Linked DNA regions of Mus musculus: region 2 is linked to region 1. The links are chromatin loops, found by intact Hi-C in ENCODE. Cell type or tissue: heart. All regions are shown on one strand. Links, peaks and the distances in the headings refer to the core of each region. The heading gives the core; the rest is flanking DNA.

Region 1 (11,907 bases), core at 2,141-10,140:
AAGGGACAGATATGGAGAGAGGAAGTCTGAGACATATGGAAAGAAACAGAGGCAGATGCAAGGGAGGCACACCAAGCAACAGAATGAAAACTGGAGACAAGGCAGGATCCCCAGGGCAAGGCAAGTGTGCCGTGCTTTGGGTGGTGCTGGGTAGCCCCGCCTCCTCTCGTCCACTCTGCCCACTCACACTCCAGGTATTTCTCCACCAAAAGGTCAGGGTCGCTCTCGCCGGTCAGCTGGGCCAGTTTGCCCAGAGTGTCCTCATAACGCAGCACTAGCTTCTCTTGGGAGGTCTTTCGGAGTCCTTCTGACACTTCCCAGTCTATGGGTAACAGGGGGAAGTTGAGGGTTTGCATCCTGGATAAGGCCCCCACTCCCCACCGCTCTCCAACAGGCTCTGCCCTGCCGGCTCACCAGCTCTACTAGTCTTTGCCCCACCTTCTCCTAAGGGGCTTCACCCTCTCTGAGGGCCTAGGGATGATGATAGCTGTAGTGGCCCTGAGTTAGGTGCTCGGTGCAAGCACTGGCCTCACCTCGCTGTTCTGCCTTTTGCACCACACGGGGATCCGGTTGTCGTTCATCGTTCTTGAGCTTAAGGAATCGATGCAGCTGCTCCAGATGCGATATCTGTCGCAGCAAGATCTGTGCCTCCGTATCACTCTGAGCCAGCTCCTTCTCTGCGCGCTCCTGAAGCATGCCCATCTTGGTCTTGGCCTCTTCCCTGGGACAGGAGGGGCATGTAAGTCAAAAAAAAAAAAAAAAAAGATGGGTGACTGAGCTGGGGTCAGCCTGGGCCTACAAAAGGACGGTGCCAGGTGGCTTCCCAAGGATGCTCACAAAGAGCAGAGAAAGTTCTAGGCTGGAAGACCTAGATCAGGATCAGGACTAGCTATGACAAGATTGGTGGACACACAGGGTACACAGAGGCCAGGAATCATCTGATCATTTACTCAGAGGGCCAAAGGAGGTAGTCAGGCCCTGCCAGAGATTATTCCCAGACTCAGAAAGGACAGCCTGGGTGACACTGAAGGTTGGATGGTCTGTAGCTAGAAATGAGTAAGACTGGGGAGTTGGGTCTTTTCCATACTCAAGCACACCCCATGAAGGCAGGAATGATGTGCCTGCCCTGCTTGGCTGGGAATAAGGGCCTGATGCTTTGACGGGTCAATGGCAAAGAGCCCCTGCCCTAGGCTATTCTAATCCTGATCTCATCTCTGCCTGCCCTGGGGGGTTCCTCCCAGAGCCACCCCTGAGGGCTAGTTAGTCATTCTCTAACATAGATGGCCTCTCCAGAGCAAGGCCCAGTCCCAAGAACCTGTGGGCTGGTCAAGCCATACCTTCCCAGAACAGAAACCAGCCTGTCCCTGTGCCCCACCTGACAGCTCACCCCAGGTGGCTCAATGAACTCACCGATATGTCATCCGCAGAGAGTTACTAGCTAATCGGATTCCCTTCCTCGAAGTTAGAACTAGAGAGCAAGTTGAAAACAAGACACCAAAGACAGAAGTACATCTAGACAAATGGCCAGAGGTCAAAAGCCAGCCAAGGTGTGGAGAAGCTGGACCTAGGTGGTAGGGGTGAGCGGTGGAGGGTGGCAAAGGTAAGAGATCAGACTTTGGCTAAGGAGATAGCTTAGCGGGTAAAGGAGTTTGCCACCAGACATGACAACGTGGCAGATCCCACGGGGTGGCAGGAGAATGCTGACCTCTGCAGGTTATCCTGACCTCCACATGCATGACGTGAGCATGCATGCGTGCATGTATGCAGACACATACACACAAAATAAATAAGTGTACAAGAAAAAAGATCAAGAAGAGAGAGAAATCACAGAACAGCCAGCAGAAAGAGTGAAGAACTAACATGTGTGCTCTGGACAAGGATAGAGACACACCAAGGATGGAGACACGCTTCTCACCCTGTCTGTGGAACATTCAGGACACCAGAGGCAAAGAGGAAATTCGAGGTCTGCTGGAGCTTTGGAAAAGGAGAGAGCTGCTGCTCAAGTGTCTGGATAGAGCAACGGCTGTCCACCATGGCGAATGCGCCTGGACTGTGCACTTTTGTTGTCTGACATGGGGTCTTGTGCAGCCCAAGCTGGCCTCACACTGGATTTGTAGCTAAGGCTGGCCTTGAACTCCTACCTCTCCCTCCTGAGTGCTGGAATGGCAAGCACCACCCACCATCACATCAGGCTGGCATACACTTTTAAACGCAGACAATGAGCATTCAAAAAACAAAGAAGAGAGAGAGGAAGGGAGGAAGGGATGGAGGGAGGGAGGTCTTAAGGTGGACTTACTGATGCCCCAGGATCAAAGGTCCTGAGAGAGGAAGCAGGCACTGAGCCAAGGGCCAAGAGCCAAAAAGCCTAGATAGCGAGGGAAGCCAGCACCCAAGTAGCTTCCACTACCAATCCCATCTGGCATGTCTGTGCCTGAGGGCTGTGTGTCTGCCCCTGGGACCCAGCCCTGATTACATTCTTCAGGTCTGAAGCTGTCACAGATGGAATTCCCCATTTATATACCCCCAAGGAACAGGGTGTGGCAGAAGAGTTGGGGGTATCTTTTAGGTTCCACCCTTCTTTATGAGTCTCCAGGCCTCCTGGCTCCCACCCCTTACTGCCTCTGCTACCCAAGTGCCCCCGGGGGTGGGGGAGCTTACCTGGCAGTATAAGCAGAAGTAGAGGATGTGCTGAGAGCTCCAACCATCTCCCGGAGTAGGTGGATCTCCTACAGGGACACAATGAGCTGGCTTCCTCCAGCCTTTGCACCAAGAAGGAGCAGTCCCACTCCTACCACTGCAGACCCTCCTATGAGCCTCTGTCCGGGAAAGGACTTTTTATTTCTGTTTGTGTTGGTGGGGGTTGCTTTTGTTTTTGAGATAGGGCCTCACTGTGTTATCTCCAGCTATCCTGAGCCTATGTAGATCAGACTGACCTTGAATCAGAAAAGGGGTTTCAATGAGGTCCCAAAAGGGGAAAATCAGGAGGACATGTGGGAGAGGTTACCCAGCAACAAAGCCCTAGCCCAACTTGCCCATGGGTTTGGAAACCTGTGTAGGTGTCATTACTATCCTGGGGTTTGGTGTGGTGTTTCCACCAAGGGTCTTGGGATGGGAGCTTGGTCTCTGGGCGGCCATAGTGGGAACTACTGAGACTTTCAGAAGGTAGTGCCTAATGTAAGGTTGCTAAAGACACTGATCTCAAAAAAGACAGAGGTCCAGGTCCAGCCCTCTGCCTCTCCCTTGATTTGCCATCTCCTTTATGCCCATGTTCCACCCTTTATACTATCTGCCATGATGTGCTGGACCAAGAAGGCCCTAGGGAAAGCAGTCCTGGTCAGTTTGGATTCTTCACCTCCAATCTCCTTTCTCTATAAAATTCACCACCTCGATATGTAACACGCCATGACCTGCTGTTCTGTTTTCTAACTTCTCCGTAGTAGCCACATATTTTCAGTAAAAAGAGAGCTGACTCAGTGGTTAAGCCCACTGACTGCTCTTCCAGAGGTCCTGAGTTCAATTCCCAGCAACCACACGGTGGCTCACAGCCATCTGTAATGGGATACGATGCCCTCTTCTGGGGTGTCTGAAGACAGCGACAGTGTACTCATAGACATAAAGTAAAGCAAACACACGTGCATGTGGATAAAAGACACACACACACACACACATACACACACCTTTGCAAAAATAATCTAGAGGTGGATAAGCCCAGAAACTAGGGAGATAAGTAATGCAGGGCCATTAAATACAAAGTAGAGGGGGAGGGGTGGTTCCTGGGATAGGTTTTTGGAGGTTTGGTTTGGTTTGGTTTAATGGGCTGAGGGTCTGGTCAGGAGCTTGGGCATGAACTCCAGAGCCTTTTCTTTTGAGACAGGGTATATATAGATATATATAGATCTGTAGCCCAGGCTGCCCTGCACCGACCTTGCTGCCTCTGCTGCAGAGGAAGACAGGTGTGCATCACTGTGCCCAAATTTTTGGAACTGTTTTTGTTTGGCTTGTTAATATTTCACAAATTTATAAGAAAAGTTAGGTCAACAAAGACAAGACAGAAACGTAATACAAAGCCCAGGTGGGGCCACACCTCAGTGGAAGAGTCAGTCAGTCACCAAAACCTCAGAATGAAAAAACTGACCCCAAACAGAGGTGAATGAAGTGTTCCAGATGAGACATAGAACCATGCAGAAGACAGAAACAAGAGCTGGGCCAGGAAGTTTTTGAACAGATGAACACACCAAAACCCTCCTAGGGGAAGGAGGGACTGATAGCAGGGGCGGGCCATGCTAACAGGACACCACTTGCCCACAGTGTTCTGACAGTATGGGATGCTCTGTAGGGAGGAAAGGACAGGACAGGAAAACCCAACAACATAGACACAATGGGGTTGCATGGGGCCTAAATCTTGATTTTTTCCAATCCCTACTTCCCACTGGGAGATAAAAAAGACAGGACGTGGGAGAGATAGCTCAAAGGTTAAGAGTTCACTTCCAGGCACCCACCTTGGGCAGCTCACAATCACTCAACTCCAGCTCCAGAGGACCTCCTGTGTGCGCACGGACAAACCCACGAGCAGATACACATGCACACAATTAAATATTTGAAGGCAAGATTTTTTTTCTTAAGAGAAAGAAAATGGGAACTTGTTGGGGAAATAGGACCAGGGGAGGAGAGAGCAGGAGAGGGCACAGGGAGGGGACAGCGAGGCGGCATCCGTGACAGAGGTCCATGGCCAGTGTAGTAACTGTAACATTCACCTTGAAGTCACAACGCTGAACCTAGTAAGAATGTGGCACGGGCCAGGGTGGTGGGCGTTACTCAGGCAACGGCGTTAGCTGTCACCAAGAGCGCACAGTGCGGATCTCTGGCATGGTAGACTCATCAAAGGAGACTCCATGCCAGAGCATCTATCTCCTCCGTGGCTGTGACACCTGAACACCAAATCCCAAGCCCAGCTTCTTCTTAAAGTGCCCTGCCTCCAACAGAGTACTAAGCAAAGCAGATGGTCCATACAAGCGACCTCCTCCCCAAAAACACAGCTGGCCGAGACACTCCCACCACACCAAGGTCATGGTGGGAGGGGAGTGGGGAATGGAGCAAGAATGACCAAGGTACAGGAGGAGACAGAGAGAGGCAAATCACCAACCATAGCCAGGTATGATGGCTCCTATCTGTAACCCAGCAAAAGGGACCCTGAGGTGGGAGGATTGACAGAAGCTCAAGTCCCAGCTTGGGCTATAAAATAAGACTCTCAAGAAACCTATCCAAGTGTACATACATAAACATATACATATATGGCACTGGCCAGGGTGGTGGGCGTTACTCAGGCAAGGGTGTTATATATCCTGGTGAAGGGTATAGAGAAGTTCTGTGTATGGTTACAAGTTTAAAATTGTTTTGATATAGAAGTTTTATAAAGGAGGGTAGAGGGAGGGAGGGAGGGAGGGAGGGAAGGAGGGAGGGAGAGAATGTTAGCTCCTCAAAGGGCTCTGAAGGTGCTCAGATCTCGGGGGATATGAACGGCTTGGTGGGCCTGTAGGTTGCCCCAGATGACAGAGCTCACCGGGAAGCTGGTGTTTGTGCATGGGAGTGAGATGAAGGAGAGGTGTGTTCTTTCTTCTTTCCCCCTGCGCTGGGGTGAGCCTGGGCCCAGGAGCCCGGCCCGTGGACTCGGGGAGGGAAAGGACTGACTGGGCAGAGCTCCGAGCCCCCACCTTCTTCAGCTTGCGGTCCATATTCAGGTAGCGGCCCCTCTCGATGCGCAGCAGCTCCAGCTCCTCCCGCAGGGCTGCATTCCTCACCAGATGGATGTCAAAATGACAGGTGACCTGGGGGGGGGGGGGATGTCAGAGCATTCATGAGGCCCAGGTACGTGTCAGAGGTGGGGACCACCCTGTTCCTATCCATCTAAGGGGACCCTCAAGCCCACAGTGCCCGCCTCCCGACACCCTTCATGCCAAGCCTGTCCTGGAGAGCTGGAGGGCACACACCCTGTCCAGCTGGTCTTCAAGGATCCTGATCCTTCTCTGGATTTTCATCTTCTGGTACATGATGAGATCGGGAGCCGAGGCCTCCTTACTCTGCGTGAGGACATGGGTCTCCCAGTCCTGGATCTGGAGGGAACGCAGCATCCATCACATGCCTGGGAGAGATGCATCAAGGACATCTGCTGTCCCGGCAGCCCCGGCAGCCCTCTTCTGTTCTGCAGCGCCCAACGAGGCCAAAATGCCCTTGTAGCCACTGGACCCAAGTCCGGGAAAACACAGGGACTGTGGCCCCTGATTAGCCAGCTCTGCCCCTCATCTGGTAGCCTTTTTTGTTTGTTTGGCTGGTTGGTTTGTTGGTTTGCTTTGCTTTGCTTTGCTTTGCTCTGCTTTGGTTTTTTTGAGACAGGGCCTTACTGTATATCCCTGGCTGTCCTGGAAATCGCTATGAAGACCAGGCTGGCCTTGAACTCGGAGATTTACCTGTCTCTGACTCTCCTGGTGTTTTTGAAGATGCACATGAGATGGAAGGGTTGGGTTGCTGCTATCACAGTCCCCAGAAAGAGGAGGATACTGGGAGACTAAGGCCAGCAGTTAAAAGGAGTCTGAGATGCTAAGGCTGCCTAGCGACCCTGCCAGCTTCCCACATGACCTGGTTTCTGAGCTCTTGCTGTGTCTGGACTTGCTCAGCAGAGTGTAGACTGAATGAATGATGGTGACCGAGTCGGAGTCTGTACTGATATCGGCTAGATAGTATCCCCAGAGATACCCGTCAAACACCCTGATGCCCGGTGCCTCAGAATATGACCTAAAGACAGATTGCCAGCAGAGAAAGCTTCAGGATAGCCAGAACTGCATGGTGAAATCCTGTCTCAAACACACACACACACACACACACACACACACACACACACACAAAAACCAACCAACCAAACAGGGTCAGCAAAACACCAGGAGCAAGGGGATAGGCTCCTGCTAAGCGCTGGGAAAACAACCCAGCCTGTACCTTGATCTTGGCCAGTGGTCTCTGGGGCTGAGAGGATATATGATATATACCCTGTGAGGGCACGTGGGCCGAGGTGGTGGCCTACCACATGCCCCTGGTGGCTTGAGGGATTACCACAAGGTGGCAGTGTTTGCCTTTCAGTGAGGTGACATTTTTCTGAACCAGTTTTCAGCAACAGCGATGATAAAAATCGAATGAAATAAAGATCCAAATTGGGGAACACTGAGTGAAATGTACAGCGGGGGCTGGGGGTGGGGTGGGGGGGACTCTCCTCGCCATTCTTAAAACTTCATGTGAATCCACAATCACCCTCATGCAGTTTTCAATCACAACAGCCGGGCAGTAAGTGGCAGCAGCAAACACTTAATCCCAGCACTCAGGAGGCAGAGGCAGGCAGGTGGATCTCTGAGTTCGAAGCCAACCTGGTCTACAGAGTGAGTTCCAGGACAGCCAAAGCTACACAGAGAACCTCCATCTCAACAGGGAAAAAAAAGAATACGAATAAAATCTAGAGCTGGAGAGATGCTTCAGGGGTTAAGAGCACTTACTGCTCTTGCCTTCCCAGCACCCGCCTGACATCATGCACAACTACTTATAACTCCAGCTCCAGGGGGATCTGACGCCCTCTTCTGGCCTCCATGGGTACCTCTGTGCACATACTTTACACAGACACACACAAATCAGAAATAAAAAGAAAATTTGAAAAGAATTTAAAGTGAACATTTTTTTGATCTATGCATATTATTTTTACAAATGGCTCCTGACTTATTACACAGACACCTGGTGGGCTGCTTGAACTGGGCTGGTTAAGGTATAGCTGTCACACAGCACTGGGGGCAGCTGGGACAACTCAAAACCCACAGGTCTACCGGAACTCTAAGTCAGTGCTCTGCTGCTGCTGCTGGAACTGACTGTTCTCCTCAGTTCTCTATCACCGCCCCCCCCCCTGCCTTGGAAGCCTGGAGAAAGCCCTAGATAGCGATGGTGGGGTCCCAGCTTCAGAACAAGCCCCCTCCCCAAGGAGCCCAGATGCAGAGGCTGAAAGAAAGGATCCTGCTACTTCCTTCAAGGGCGCATCCCCCGTAACCTCTGGACTGCCCACAAAGTCTCCTCTTGACAGAGAAAACACAGCAGTGTTTTCAACACCTAGTATTTTATTCAGATAGCAGTCCTGTTACACATGGTCCAAGAACATCCAAATAAGAACTCAACTCGGAAATTAAAGTTTGGTCTTCAAACATCATAGCCAACAATGCCACGTTTGCCTATGATCTCTCCGATATAAAACCACATCCACACCTCAGTGGCCACCAAACCGTTCAGCACAGCTTCCTTCACTGTAAGGTGTTTGAAGCTACCAGTTTTAGCACTTTGAATGATTTTTTTCACACTCTGAATAGCTGTAGGGATTTCACCAGGGGTTCGGGGAAACCAGCTCAACCTTGGCGTAGTGCCAAAATGTGGCCAATCGAGGCTTCGAGTAAGTCACAGCTGCGGCCACCATCGATGGTGACTTCTCCGAAAAGTTATGGATGAACTTGGCCATGGTCTAAAGTGGAAGGTATGTCTCTCCGAACCACCGGCTGAATGTCACCCCTGGAAGCCAAAGTCTCCTCTCTTAAGCCTCTGGAATTGTCCTTTGGGTACTCTATCCATATTTCAAGTGTTGGAGGGCCGGAGAGATGGCTCAGTGGTTTAGAGCACCAACTGCTCTTCCGAAGGTCCTGAGTTCAAATCCCAGCAACCACATGGTGGCTCACAACCATCTGTAATGAGATCTGATGCCCTCTTCTGGTGCATCTGAAAACAGCTACAGTGTACTTAGATATAATAATAAATAAATCTTTTTAAAAAGAGTGTTGGAAACATTTTTTAAGATTTATTTATTTTATGTATATGAGTATGCTGTAGCTATCTTCAGACACACCAGAATAGGGCATCAGATCCCATTGCAGATGGTTGTGAGCAGTCAGTGTTCTTAACCGCTAAGCCATGTCTCCAGCCCCAAGAGTTGGAACTTTTTAAAGCCTGGAACTTTTAAAGTTTGGTGTCTTAGTCAGGGTTTCTATTCCTGCACAAACATCATGACCAAGAAACAAGTTGGGGAGGAAAGGGTTTATTTGGCTTACACTTCCATACTGCTGTTCATCACCAAAGGATCAGGACTGGGATTCAAGCAGGTCAGGAAGCAGGAGCTGATGAAGAAGCCACGGAGGGATGTTCTTTACTGGCTTGCTTCCCCTGGCTTGCTCAGCCTGCTCTCTTATAGAACCAAGACTACCAGCCCAGAGATGGTCCCACCCACAAGGGGCCTTTCCCCCTTGATCACTAATTGAGAAAATGCCTTACAGTTGGATCTCATGGAGGCATTTCCTCAACTGAAGCTCCCTTCTCTGTGATAACTCCAGCTGTGTCAAGTTGACACACAAAACCAGCCAGTACATTTGGGATATGTTATATGTTGTGATATTGCCATTATTAATATGACATCTTGGGAACAACAGGAAAGGAGAGGTTATGGTTTAACAAGTGATATGTTCGTGTGTCAAATTGACAAGGGGTCACCTGTGTATCAGTAACTATTGACTTCATAGTTCTTGGGCCTCTAGGCTCAGTACCTCTCAAAGCTGCAGTCCAGACCTCAGCCCAGCATGAAACCTCTTGATCCTCATCAAATAACTGCTGGCAAATATCTTAGTTAGAACTTTTATTGCTGTGATAAACACCATGAGCAAAAGGCAACTTGGGGAGGAAAGGGTTAATTTCAGCTTCCATGTCCTGAACACAGTTCATTGTGAAAGGAAGTTAGGGAAGAACCTGCTTACTGGTGTTGTCATGGCATCCTTAGCCTGATTTCTAATAGCTCCTGGGACCACCTGCCAAGGGGTGGTACCACCCACAATAGACTGGGCCCTCCCACATCAACCATCAATCAAAAAATGCACTGTAGACTTGCCTGTGGGCCAATCTTATGGAGGTATTTTCTCTGTTAGGATTCTGTTTTACCAAATATGTCTCTAGCTGTGACAAGTTCACATAAACTAGGCAGCACAACTGATCCCTTATCAACTTGAGTTCCCTCTGGACCACAGCTTCTGTGGGCTGACGCTGAGGAAATACTCCCAGATTTCACCTCAGTGATGCTGGCCTCTTAATCACAGCCGAGTCTTCAGCCCCAGCAGACTAAAATCAATTGTCCCAGTAAAGTAAAGGTTTCACTTCAGCAGTTCTTAATTCAAAATATCACACAAGTGACCCTGATAGAGTCTTTGAAAAATGCTCAAACTTCCCTCTGAAGTGTCACAAGCCAGGCCTCCATCATCTGCACCGCTCTCAGGTTTATCTTTTTAGTTTCTACAAAAGATCACCGAGCCTGAGCAGTCAAAAGCTTTTCCAGCTCAAAGTTCCAAAGTCCTTCCACAATCCTCCCCAAAACAGATTGTCAGGGCTGTCATAGCAATACCCCACTCCTGGTACCAATTTCTATCTTAGTTAGGGTTTCTATTGCTGTGATAAAACACCATGGCCAAAGACAACTTGGGGAGGGAAGGGTTCATTTCCTGTCACAGTCCTTCATGAAGGGAAGTCAAGGCAGCAACTCGAGGCAGGAACTGAAGCAGAGGCCATGGAGAACCACACTTCCTGACTGGTCTTTCATGGGCTTGCTCAGCCTGCTTTTTTATAACACCCAGGACCACAGTGGGCTGGGCACGTCCACATCAATCATTGTCTTAGTTAGGGTTTCATTGCTGTGAAGAGACACCATGACCAAAAGGCAACTCTTATAAAAGAAAACATTTAATTGGGGCTAGCTTACAGTTTCTGAGGTTTAGTGCGTTATCTTCATGGCGGGAAACACGGCATCATGCAAACAGACATGGTGCTGGAGACAAAGCTGAGAGTTTCACTTCTTAATTGGCAGGCAGCAGGAGGGGACTATGTCACTGGGCTTGAGCATAGGAGACCTAAAAGCCCACTCTCACAGTGACACACTTCCTCCAACGAGGCCATACCTCCTAAGATGACACTTCCTAAGGGCCACGTGTTCAAACATAACAGTCTATAGGGTCCATACCTATTCAAACCACCATAATCACCAATCAAGAAAATGCACCATAGACTTGCCTACAGGCCAATCTTAAGGAGGCATTTCTCAACTAAGATTCGCTCTTCCCAGAGATGTCTAGCTTGTGACGCTATGACATAAAACGAGTCAACACAGCCCTCAGCACTGAGGGGCCCCTCTGCTGTCAATGCCATACGATACGGCTCTTTTCAACATGGCATGGTAGCTCTTCAGTGGTGGTGGATGGCTTCTCTCCAGTCTGCAGTCTAGTAAAAGGGGACATAACCCAATCAAGGGAGTGACTGCCATCATCCTGTCACATTCTGTGAGCTTAGCAGCCCACCTTGGGTGTGACTTGGCCAGATCACCACAGACCATTCACCACAGCCCAGGTAAGAATGTCAGCAGCCAGGGGGTGGGTATGGGGGACTTTTGGGATAGCATTGGAAATGTAAATGAGGAAAATACCTAATAAAAAATTAAAAAAAAAAGAATGTCAGCAGCCGCCCAGGCAGTGGTGGCACATGCCTTTAATCCCCGCACTTGGGAGGCAGAGGCAGGCGGATTTCTGCATTCAAGGCCAGCCTGGTCTACAGAGTGAGTTCCAGGACAGCCAGGGTTATACAGAGAAACCCTGTCTCAAAAAAAACAAAAAAACAAAAACCAACAACAACAAAAGACAAACAAACAAAAGAATGTCAGCAAGTATAACAATCAGTCAAGCTGCAAATCAAGGCTTTGAGTTCTCAGAGCTGCCTCTCATCATGGCTTTGACTTCTTGAGGATTCTCTCACAATAAAACCAAAACAAAACAAAAATCAAACAAACAAAACCAACAGGGGCTGGAGAGATGG
Region 2 (11,907 bases), core at 2,274-10,273, 130 kb after region 1:
TTTTCTTGCCCCGCCCCCGCCCCATCAGAAAGGGAGGGGCTGCCTTGGCCCGGGGGAGGGGCTTGAGCCTGTGCCCGTAGAATAGGCAGAACCTTTGGCCCAAGCAGGGGGTCCCAACTCCTGGGGCCCCAGCAGCTTGTCCTTGCCTGCCTATCTTCCCTCACTGCCTCTGTCCTAGACCTAAGAACCCTACCTTTCCTGCTCTGCTCCCCCCCCCTCCCCAGCGGTTCCCCGCTGAGCCCGGCCCCTCCCACCCCTTCCCTTGCAGGGGGCCGGGTGAAGACTTGGAAGCGGCGCTGGTTCATCCTTACAGACAACTGCCTCTACTACTTTGAATACACTACGGTGAGGGTGGAGCTTGAGACTCGGGCCAGGATGGGGTGGGGGCAGGGGGGGCAAGGGCACCCAGCTCTCCCTCTAAGGGAGTCACTGGGGACCCATGTAACCTGAACTCTGCCTCTCCCTCTCAGGACAAGGAGCCCCGAGGGATTATCCCCCTAGAGAACCTGAGCATCCGGGAGGTGGACGATCCTCGGAAGCCGGTGAGGCTCACGAGGTGCCTGTCCTTAAACCTGTACCTCCATGTACTGACTCAGGGTCCTCTGACCTGTCCCCTCCCCTGTGTTCTAGAACTGCTTTGAGCTTTACATTCCCAACAATAAGGGACAGCTCATCAAAGCCTGCAAAACAGAGGCTGACGGCCGGGTAGTGGAGGGGAACCACATGGTGTACCGAATCTCAGCACCCACCCAGGAGGAGAAAGATGAGTGGATCAAATCCATCCAGTAAGCCTCGTTGGGCTGGACTCTGAGGCTGGAGGGCCGGGCCTGGGCTCAGGGCCTTGGTCCTCACCACACCTCTTTTTGCAGGGCTGCTGTAAGTGTGGACCCCTTCTATGAGATGTTGGCAGCAAGAAAGAAGCGAATTTCTGTGAAGAAGAAGCAAGAACAACCCTGACCCCTGTCCCCAACTCCATTATTTATTTTGGAGCTGCCCCGCCTGGGTGGCAGGACCCCTGGGCCCTGGGGCTGTGGATCCTGGTTCCCCATTTGGAAAATCACCACCTCTAGCTCCTGACTCCTTATTTGTAATTAACATGTTGGTAATCTTATTAATTATTTAATCCCTTGCGCCTGCAGATGCCCTCATTTCTTGGGTTTGGGAGAGCTGAGGACCCATCCCCTTGACATTTACCAGGATGCTGGGCTGCATATAGGGTGCAGACAGGCACATCCCAGACAAGTCACTCAAGCCCTGTGGGTGCTGAGTGCAGAGAGAGTTTACTGTCTCAGTGTGGTATTTAGGCACAGCATACTCTCCATGTGCTCTGCCCACCATGTTAATGTTGGACCTGTGCTCATTGGAGACCTAGCCTAGCACAGGAGACTAAGACTAAAACAACAAAGGACTGGCTCAGGAGGGAGCAAGTCCTGAGAAGGCCCCGAGTCGGTCACTAGGAACTGGCTGTGCTGTCCATGAGTACCCCAGAGTGTACTAGAGGAGGGGGCACAGCGCTATCAGGAGGTACCTGGGATGCCATTGTGACAGTGGCCTCTTCTAACCCCAGATCTAGCCTCCTGTGGAGGTGTGTGTTTCTGACTCATGAGAGGGGATCTCGGTGAAGGAATAATGCAGAGACCCCAATGGTCTTGTGCTCCTGTGCTGCTGGGGGAATAGTCTGCCCACATTTAGCCTGGAAGCTTTTTTGTTACTCTTCCTGGCCTGTGGTGAGCTTAAAGTCTGAATCCTGCCTGCTTCTTCCCAGCATGCTTTAGCATGCAGGCTTGACTGGGAAGAATGAATGCTGTCCCGGAGCCTTCTGGGAATTAAGATTCCAGAACGTGTGTATTGGATTTGCAAACCCCTGTGGGTGTGTACCCCAACAGCACTGATCTGGGTAAGGGGGAGCATCCAGGCTCTATTTTAGGTGGGCTTTGGCTCAGGCTACGTGTCAATAGACAGTGGCAGTCTTCACAGTGGCCGTCTTGTCTCCTAGGAAAAGGTCATGAATTACTATTCCCCTGCCCCCAGGGGCTGCTGTGAAATGGAGATTCCCAAATAAAACAACATGAGTGTCACCCAAAGGGCTAGGAACGCACTGGGCAGCGAGCATCAGAGGTTCTTCACCCTTTCACCTGCCCTGTCGACCTCGGTGTGGCGGGCAGCAGGGGGTACTGTCTTGGGATCTGGATTCTACTTCCCCATTTGTAGGTGTCCCTGAACTTGGTTCCTTGTCTTTCACATCCTAGGACTCAAGTTTTCTTGGCACAAGGGCTTGCACTGATTGACAAGCTTAAGGGGTGGGTTTGAGCTGGATGGTGACAAAGACAAGAGGGCAAAGGAAAACCTTAGTAGTAGGGCTTCTCACCCCAGGATCATTGCCTGACAACTGGTGACTACCATCAGCCCAGGTAAGATGGTGACTGGTGTGGCTAAGGGAGGCAAGAACAGGTTACGCAGGCCTGCCTATGAGAAGCCAAGGTGAGGCAGTGTGTCTAAGTGAAGTGGTTGTGGTGATCTGAGAGTGAGTAGCGGCGAAGGTGGGAAGGGAGGGGGAGGTCTGCAGTCCTGGGGGACCCAGTGACTAAAGGAGGAGGGAGTGGAGGAGCCACCACTGGGGGCCCAGGGCTGTGATGATCAGCACACTTGATTGCGGATCTCAAGGGAACGTTGGCCACACTAGGCTGCAGGTGCTTGTGTCACTGCAAATTGCTTTAAGCTGACCTTCAAGCCAAGTGTCAGGGGAGGGGGACTCATTTCAATCCATGTGCTAGGTGAGGAAGAATTAAGGTGTTCAAAGCCAGATTGAGATATGTGAAACCATGCCCTTCCCGGTACCCACCAACATACCCACACACATAAAAAGTTCCCAAAGTGGGTGTTTGGACAGAAGGCCACAGAGGGTGCCATGTGGGGATGAATGCAGAGTGGGGCAAAGCACAGACAAGCCAACGGAGTGCCAACGGTTACCTGAAGCCAGGCTTGCAAAACACGGAAGAGATTTTTCCAAATACTGATGTCGGTGGTCTTGGTCTTGTAGCCTCCACAATTGTGAAGCAGTAAGTTTCTGTGGTTGAAGATAACTGAATATGAGTTTGTGGGGTGAGGGCTGGTACGATAGTATACCCTCCTTCAGACCAGGGGTCCTGATCCCAGGTTCCTCCCTCAGATGCAGCAGTTCTGGCCCCAGCCCTCCTCCCTGGGGATTAGACCTTTAACTTTGCTCCCTGCAACTGGGTAGGACATTAGCATCTCAGACTTTGGATTGGCCTGGCTCTCACCCTCTTCACTCAGACTGAGGCATGAATGTCCTGTCCCTCCCTCATAATCCACCAGTTCAGGCCACAGCCTTCTCTCCTCAGACCTAAAAATCCTGGCCCTTGCTAGGTGTGGTGATGCCTTTAATCCCAGCATTCAGGAGGCAAAGGCAGGCTAATCAGTCTCTGTGAATTAGAGGCCAGCCTGGTCTACACAGTGGTTACAGGACAGCCAGGGCCACAGACAGATCTTGTCTCAAACACACAGATACACAGAGTGAGACAGGTAGACAGCACAGGTCCTAGCCCACCTCTCTTGACTTGGCATTAGGTCTCTAACTCTCATTCTTTGAACTAGGATGCCAAGATCCAGCCCACTCTACTACCATGATTCCCTCCCCAACCTGGGCAGACCTGCCTCTCAATCATGTCGCCGCTTGCCAGGCAGCAATCCAATCCTATGATGGGGAAGGAAAACCCTACTGTAGGGGTTTCCTGTGACACCTTCCACCCTGTGTCCTGTCACCCCTATATACCATCCTGCTTAAACCCACCCCTTGCTTTGGCTCTCTTCCACAATGTAAATTCACTCCCTTCATGTAAATTCTGATCCCCAAGTGTAGAGGATGAGGGACCCAAGTCCAGAGACACCAACAGCCTAGCCACTGAGAAGCTAAGGACCAGGCAGCCACGGGAGGGAGGGAGGGGACAGGGACAAGACCCAAATATAACTAAGGCAGAGAGAAGCACGGGGAGATGCATGGGAGAACACAGACACAGGAAGAAACCAGAGCAGCAGTCCTAGGTCACTGCGAGGAAGACTGGACAAAGACAAGCAGTCGGGCAGATGAAGAACAACTGGCAAGGGCCAGGGCTGGGGGTGAGGGTGTGCATGCATGATCATATAGACAGTATTTGTGTGCCGGCCCAGAAGCTGGGCAGTAACAGAGAAATGAGTGGATGGAGCCGGCCAGTGCGGGCAGGCAGGCCAGGCAGTGGCTGGCAGGTGACTCCGCCGAGTTTCAGCAGATCAGTTCTGAGTCTCTTCCCACCACCTGGTCTGGCCCTGTGATAGCTTTCAGACCCTGCAGGAACATGATTACCAAAACTGCCTGGTCCCAAGCCATCATCACTGACTCCTCATGGAACAGAGAAGGGTAAGTCAGGGCTGCCACCAATGCGCTGGAAGGGAGGCCAGCAAGCTCCACTGTTGCGTGGGCGCCTTGCCTCAGGGCCATAAGGAAAGGACAGGGACTTTCATGCAGTGTCTACTCCTGGCACCTCCCTCCCACCTCCCCAAATACACACAGGCCCCATTTTCCTCCAAAAGTTGTTTTTGTCTTTTTTTTTTAAATAATGTGAAAATGTCACGCGAAGGTTTGAATCAGAGGCCCCCTCCAGGGGCCAGGCTTGGGGGAAGGGGAGACGCAAGATGGGGGGGGGGGGCCAGGTTCCTGAAGCCAGTGGCCCTCATGGGGCCAGGAGAGACCTCTGCTGTGCCAGGGGGCTCTGGGCCCAAAAGAGTTCGGTTCAGTTCAGTTCCAAGACGTGTGGCTGTCCAGCGATGGGGCTTCCTGCCTCATGTGGCTCCAAGGGGGTCGGGGGGGTCAGGGGGATCAGGGGACTCATCTGGGGGGCTGGGTGGAGGGCCTGGGCCTCCTGTTTGGCACATGGTGGAGGAGAGGGAGGGCCCAGCCTCAGGCACCTCCCCAGAGGCTGTGTCAGTGTCAGGGGCAATGGCTCCATCGTCCACACAAGATTCTGCTCGCAAGCCCTCTTCTTGGGATGCAAAGGGGCTGGGTCTTTGGGGAGTCAGTTCTCCACGGGGCCTGAGAACAGAGAGTAGAGAAAGGATGGGAATCAGGGGAGACAGAGTCAGGGGAGACAGGCTTATGGTTTCCAACTCAAGGCAAAGGCCCAGGAAGCGGCACCATCCTATCCTCTCTGTCCTCATCCAGCCCTCTGCTCCAGGCACACTGCCCTCAAATGTTCCAGATACCGTTCTACTTCAGGGGCTTTTTGCATCTGCTGTTCCTAGTGTCTAAAATGCTCTTCCTAAGTGGTTCAGGCCCCCTCTTTTGAGGCCTTCCACAACCATTCTGGGTCCCCTGTCACCCTCAGACATCCTGGGTTATCACTTGCTTCCTCTCTTTTTTTCTCAGGTGTTCCTCTCGGGTACTGAGTATTTATTAAGTATAAGTTATTGTGGAAGAGCCCGGCGACTGCTCGCACCTTTATTGCATAGGCGGAATATGGGGCCTGTACCTAGGCCTGTGTCACACAGTGTCTTCACCAACAAATTGAGTGTGTGTGAGTGTGTGTCCCAGCAGCCACACATCACAGCCTGATTCATCCTCTGGACCTAGAGCACCAAGGCCCGTGGGGTGAGGGGTCCACCCTCCCCTGTTTACATTTCTGTGCTGACAGCCCAGGTCTGGCTACACAGAGGCACCAGAGCCCACTGCCCTTCTTGAGTGGAAAATGAGGTCCACTCCTTTTCAAAGTACACAGGATGAGTTCCTCACTCAGGACCTGGTGTCAAATAGAGGGTATGAGAGTGCCAAGGGGGCACTCACTGTGGTCTGGGGAGACAAACGTGTGTAAGTTTCCCCACCCATGCCCAGCGGGAGTATCTGTGTGAGTAGGCAAGGATTTGGGACTTCATACCACTGGGCCCTCCGTCTCCACTCCTGGTGACTAAGCGTGAGGTCACCTTGCTAGCAGCCTTGATCCTGACTCACTATCTAGCTGATGTCCCCACACCCTAGACCCACCCTGCCCTGTGCTCACAGGGGTCCTGAGATGGAGGTGTCAGGAAGTAACATTTGAGGTTAGATGGGGATGTAGTCCCAATCCTGTCTCTACCGCCCCTCCTCTGCCCCTGCCTTGCCCCTCCTCTCTTCTTGCGCTTAGTTCACAAACCTCTCCGGCTTAGCCTCTCCTCAAGCACCCAGCCTCTATTTGCTTCCATTCCCAGGCCCCAGGCCCTTCCCTGCTTACTGGCCTTCATGGTTCCCTAGGACCCTGTAGGCAAAGCTCTCCTAAATTTGTTATTATTTATTTACTAATTATTACTATTAGTAAATAGTATAGTATTGTATATTTTGGTTTTTCAAGACAGAGTTTCTCTGTGTAGCCCTGGCTGTACTGGAACTTGCTCTGTAGACCAGGCTGGCCTTGAACTCACAGATCTACCTGCCTCTGCCTCCCAAGTGGTGTTCACAATGCCCGGCCCCCAAGTCCTTTATAACTTGACCCATTTACTTAGCCGCGGCCCAACTCTGAACCCTGAGGAGCACCAGGCCTGTCTTCTGTTCTTGAACTAGCTAAACTCTTCTGCCTCCAGCCGTTGTGCAAGCTGTTCACACACCATCACAGGAGCTCCAGGCTGCATGATCGTGTGTGCGAGTGTGTGTGAGAGTGTGTGTGAGTGAGTTGAGTGTGAGCGTGTGTGTGTGTGAGTGTGTGTATGTGCGTGTGTGTGTGGTGTGTGTGTGTGTGACTGTGTGTGTGCGAGTGTGTGAGTGTATGACTGCGTGTGCGTGAGTGTGTGTGTGCGTGTGTGTGAGTGTGAGTGTGTGTGCGTGTGTGTGAGTGTGTGCGTGTGTGTGTGTGTGTGACTCTGTGTGTGTGTGTGTGTGTGTGTGTGTGTGTGTGTGTAGGGGGGATTATGCCACTTATACCCTCATAACACTCAGGATCAGGATCCATTCTCATTCCCATTCTACAGATGAGGATGCTAAGGCAGAAAGGGACACTGACTGGCCAACGTCACACAACTGAAAAAAGGCAGGGTTAATCCTGAAACTCAGAGGATCTGGGGAACTAACAGCTCCTTCCCCACATCCTGGGCGTTCAGCATGGTGGCCAGCAGGGGGCAGGAGAGAACTGATTTTCCATCTGCACAAGGACCCAATAGACGCGTACCACGAGAGGGCAGCACCCAGGGCCAGCAGCCGGGCCGGAATTATGGCTCTATGCTCCTTTCTAAGTGCCTCAGTTCTTTCCGTAAAAACCGTGGGACTAAAATCCACTGCAAGGATCGCAGTGAAATTGAGCGAGTAGCAATGTGTCAGGTCACTGTGAGCTCGCTGCTGTGATTCCTGTTCTCTGGGTGTCTGCCATATCCCCTGGCTTTAAGTGCCCTTGGAGAGGATATGGAGATCCACCAAGGTATCCGAGCTCAGAAATGGGAAAGATGGACAAGGGAGTGTGTACTTAAGGATCCTTGAAGAAGCAACTGAGGGTCAGAGACCGGTGTAACTGTCCAAGGCTGTGAATGGGAACCAACTGGTCTTAGCTGAGAGATGTCAATGTGACTGAGTGGGTGAATGGAAGAGAGAGAGAGAAGCGAGGTAAGGGAGGGCAGGTTGGGGAGGGGTGGGATAGGGTCCTGCTGGAAGCACTGTACCTGCGGGCCGGGCGTCGGGAGCCCGGGCGGGAGGCCCCGGGGTCTCCAGTGCAGGTGAGACGGAGAAGCGGGAGAAGCACAGGGGGGGGCCTGGCGGGGGGAGGAGGGGGAAATCCTCCGCCCACTCGAAACTGCCGCCTAGGGAGAAAGTGAACTAGACTTATACACCAGCTTAGCAGACCAGCACAAGGCCGCCTTTAGCCCTACCCTCCAGCAAGGCTCCATCCCTCCTCCCACTTCAGATACCTTTCCGCCCCCACCCGCCTCAACCAGCCCTTGCCTTCCTGAGCTCCGCCCAGGCCCCTCGGTACAGCTCCAGCCTACAAAGAGTGGATGGGTTCCTAGATTCAATCCTTCTCTTCCAGGTCACCCTTAGCCCTGCCCTTCCCACATGACACGCCCATTGCATAATAAGGCCACTCCCTCCACTCCCAAGCCCCGCCCTCCCGCAGCCCAAATCTTGGGTTCCGCCCCTCACCAAAGCCGCTGTCGCTGTTGGGAAACCCATCTCCTGGGGTGGTGGGGTGGGGAGGCGTCGGGGGCGCTGGGGGAGTTGATGGCTCCGTGTCCCCCTCGGGGGTGCCCTGGACGCTCAACTCGTTGGTTGGAGTCTCCTGTGAAAACAAGAGAAAAAGAATAGGAAACGTATTGTCACACCCAACCACGGCATCTCAATAATTAAATAAAACCCAACGATATTGCTGGGGCTTTCAGTACCCCATTTTGTAATTGCTGATGTATTGTATGGAGAAGTTAATGGAACTTTCATCTGCCTTCAAAAGTTCCTACAAGCTCTAATCTCACCCTGGTCTTTGTTCCTTACCTAACTATAAAGCCCCACCCAGCTCAGGAATTCCTAAATTCAGCGAGCAAGACGCTGTTCTAAACCCCGCAGCACCACCTCCAAGATCTTGGCGGCAGAGATCCAAACCTATGTCTTGGAGCTAACAGCCTGGTCCTGTAGCCTCCCAACCTCTAACTCCAGCCACGCACCAAGGGACAATTATCCCAGTCCCACTCAAACTCTCAAAGTCCCACCTTGAGTCTGGCAAGGTGGGGACCCCCTTAATTCCAGCGCTCAGGAGACAGGGTCAGGTGGGTCTCTTAAGTTTGAGACCAGCCTGGTGTACAAAGTGAGTTCCAGGACAGTTAGGGTTATACAGAGAAACCAAGATGCACATGGGTCTCCGAGTTCTAGGCCACCCTTCTCTACAAAGTTCCAGGACAGCCAGAGCTATACAAAGAAATCCTGTCTCAAACAAACAAACAAAATTGAAAAGTCCCATTTGGGCCAGGCAGTGGTAGCGCACGCCTTTAATCCCAGCATTTGGGAGGCAGAGGCAGGCGGATTTCTGAGTTCGAGGCCAGCCTGGTCTACAAAGTGAGTTCCAGGATAGCCAGGGCTATACAGAGAAACCCTGTCTCAAAAAAAAAAAAAAAAAAAAAGTCCCATCCCATTTTGGAATCCTTTGGTCTCATGACTCTGAACACTGCACCTGACCCTGTTTTCAACTATCTCACAACCTGGCCTCAAACAGTCTCACCCCAGGTTTACATAGCAAGGCTCAGGCAATAAACCTCTTTTTTTTTTTTTAAATATGGGGATTTCAGGTCCAGATGACTTTGGTAAGTTGATTATTTGTCTGTTTGAGACAGAGTTTCGGTATGTAGCTCTAGCTGCCCTGAACTATTCAGATTACATTAATTATAGATTGTCTCGACTCTGCCTCCTGAGAGCAAAGATTACTGATCTAGGCGACCAAGCCAAACTCACTCCATATTAAAGCTCCACGTGATGAGATCCGCCCCACTTAAAGCCCAGCCCCGGGAGGCTGGAGATGCTTAGAGGCTAAGGTGTAGGCCTTTTCCTGCCTACCAGAGTTTGCTGCCCAGCACCCACATCAAACACCTCCCTCCACCCACTGACAGGGCCACGCAAAGCTTTTGAAGCTTATTGGGGACACCCCCACTCAAGAATATACATAGGCACATATTAGAGTCAACTCCACAAGATTGTTGTCGATAAAACCAGGCCCCAAAGCACTAGGTTTCGCCCTCAGCAGACCCAGGCTCTGCAACCATTCTCTTGAGTAGTCTCTAATTTTATTCCTAGCCTGTCTAGGCTTCTTCTACCTGACAGCCTTCTAAACCCACCAACACTCCTCGGGTCTCTCCTTGATTTCCCGGCCCTTTCGTAGCAAAAGCCCCTATCCCATTCCTGGTTCTACTCCTGCTATGCCCGTTCACCCCGTCCAGTGCCCCCCACCCCCACCCCGGCCGCTGCCCCAGGCCCCGCCCACTTGCCGCCACTTCCTTCCAGGCTCCACCCACTGAGCCGGCTACCCAGGGCACTAGAACACGTAAATCCCTCTGGGCCCGCCCCCTTCACCTGGACCACCCGGAGGTCCATCTCCCTGCAGTCCGGGTGCTACGTGCACTAAGTGTAGCCCCCTCACCTGGTCGAAGAGGTAGACGGTCACGTCCCCGTGGAAGGAGACCATCTTGCGCTTCCTCTCCAGCTCGCTGTCCTCTGGCTCGTCGGCCGCGCGTGGAGACTTGAGCAGCCCCCGCAGCGGGCGGACCGTGTCCCCGTCGGCGCTGCTCACCACGACGGGCACTGGGGCTTCCCGCGTCCTCCCGGGATCCCGAGAGCCCGCTGCCTCCTCGTCCTCCTCGTCCTCGTCCTCGTCCTCCCCGTCCTCCTCCGCTGGCCCCGGCGCCCCCGCCCCGCCGGCCTCCCCGCCAGCTGCCCCTGCGTCCGCGCCCTCCCAAGGTGGCCGCCGCGGGCCCGGGCCCGGGAACGGCGTGAGCGTGAGCGGTGGGAGCGCCAGCGAGAGCCGGGAGAGTTTGGCTGCAAGGGGAGAAGACAGGTGAGCTCCAGCCCCGCACACAGCCTGACACAGAGTCAGGCTCTGCCCACAGCTGTATGCTGGGGGGCTCCTGAGGCCTTTCTGTGCGCACAGTGGGAGAGACCCCTCCCCACTGCAATGCATGCTCTCAGCACCCAGAGCAACAAGCTTCTTCCACAGCACCGCGCCCCGCTGTTCTCTCCATTCTGAGCCCGCCGCATTCAGGACTCTCTATTTTTGCCCCCTAACTCAACATTTATATATGCCATTCCCTCTGCCTGGAACCGAGTCCTTCACGTTCTCCAGCTCGGGGGGTGGGGGGAGCCCCAAATCTGAGCCACCTCTAAGAGCCAGTCACACACGCTCTGGCCACACCCCTCCTGCCAAGGGCAGCAGCAGTTCAGCCCTGGTCAGTGTGCCTGGCCTCGGAACACAACCGGCCCTCACGCAGCTTTAGGTCTGTGCTCACAATCCCTGGGGCTAATGAACCAGTGTCCCCTGCAGAAGGGGCGTTTCCTAGCCACTTTCTCTGTCCCCAAGGCCACTTTCCTTCCAGTCCCACCCCACTGTTTCACTGTGTCCCTCAACAAGCACAACCACCTCTCTGGGCCACTGTTCCTCCCGGGCAAATGAAAAGGGCCACTCCTTCCTTCATCGGGTAAGTAAACCACTGCAGGCACTATGGAAGGTGGCAGACAGTAGGGGACAGAGAAGGATGGTGTAGGTGAGATGCACCATCTAGTGCCCACCTCCACCCTCCCCTGCCATCCACTAGCTCCTCGTTCTGTCCCTCACTGCTGCTCAGGAGGTGGTGGGATTAGGAGCACAGCAGGCTCCCTGCTGTCAAGACAGAGGATTCTCACAGTAGGATGCAAAGATAGTCTCTAGTACCGGGAAGGCTTCCTGGGGAGGGAAGGTTTGGGTGGGATTTTAACAGATGAATGGCAGCTCCCTGGGTGGGAAACCTAAGCCATCTCTAGCCTCTTTTCAGCCAGTAGCCCTAAGCCAACCCAGACTCTCTGAAGCATTTGAGTTCTCCCAGGGGTGTCACGTGACCCCCGTATCTTCCTACACACCTGGGTGGGGTGCCACTGCAGAAGAGATATGGGGCAGTATACTCCACAGTGTTTGAGGTACTCAGGAGGACACCACCTCACCGTGGGACTCACCTTTCTGCTCTCAGCGGCTCCTCACTCTGTGCTACCCTAATACTTGCCTACTAGAGGGGGTCAGGGCAACGCCCCTTGGGGTCCAGCCATGGACAACCCATGGCTTGACACATTGGAGAGACCTCTTAGTTTATTGCCTCCTTTAAATTTTTTTCAATTAAAATTTTGTTATTTATTTATGTATTTGGGGGTGGGGGGGGTGGGGGAAGGACAGTTTCTCT

The links. A loop is a pair of places that touch in the nucleus more often than their neighbours do. Peaks named below come from ENCODE experiments on the same cell type or tissue, not always from the same donor. Only the 100,000 strongest peaks of a DNase experiment are listed, where the experiment ranks them.
Region 2: it touches region 1 in a loop (5-fold over the local background); 9 of 42 quality-filtered maps call a loop at or near these places.

What each region holds. Positions count from the first base shown.
Region 1 is chr7:45,930,474-45,942,380 of GRCm38, reverse strand. It overlaps Ccdc114 (coiled-coil domain containing 114), which reads right to left. Exons shown (of 15, transcript NM_001364168.1): 5 at 5,988-6,110; 6 at 5,712-5,825; 7 at 2,659-2,726; 8 at 534-721; 9 at 188-322. It also overlaps the pseudogene Gm9712. Among named protein-coding and RNA genes, the nearest start is that of Ccdc114, 12 kb to the right of the region's middle. In heart, for the core only: CTCF peaks have their summits at 7,102 (motif pointing right) and 8,811 (motif pointing left); a DNase peak (open chromatin) is centred at 7,096.
Region 2 is chr7:45,796,811-45,808,717 of GRCm38, reverse strand. It overlaps Lmtk3 (lemur tyrosine kinase 3), which reads right to left. Exons shown (of 15, transcript NM_001290990.2): 12 at 10,125-10,519; 13 at 8,147-8,282; 14 at 7,669-7,806; 15 at 4,574-5,086. The coding sequence ends at 5,070. Cyth2 (cytohesin 2) reads left to right here. Exons shown (of 13, transcript NM_011181.3): 10 at 269-345; 11 at 471-542; 12 at 631-785; 13 at 870-2,081. The coding sequence ends at 957. Among named protein-coding and RNA genes, the nearest start is that of Cyth2, 12 kb to the left of the region's middle. In heart, for the core only: no CTCF peak of the experiment used is centred there; DNase peaks (open chromatin) are centred at 5,991, 7,167 and 7,989; H3K4me3 peaks cover 1,901 bases; H3K27ac peaks cover 135 bases; H3K27me3 peaks cover 2,629 bases.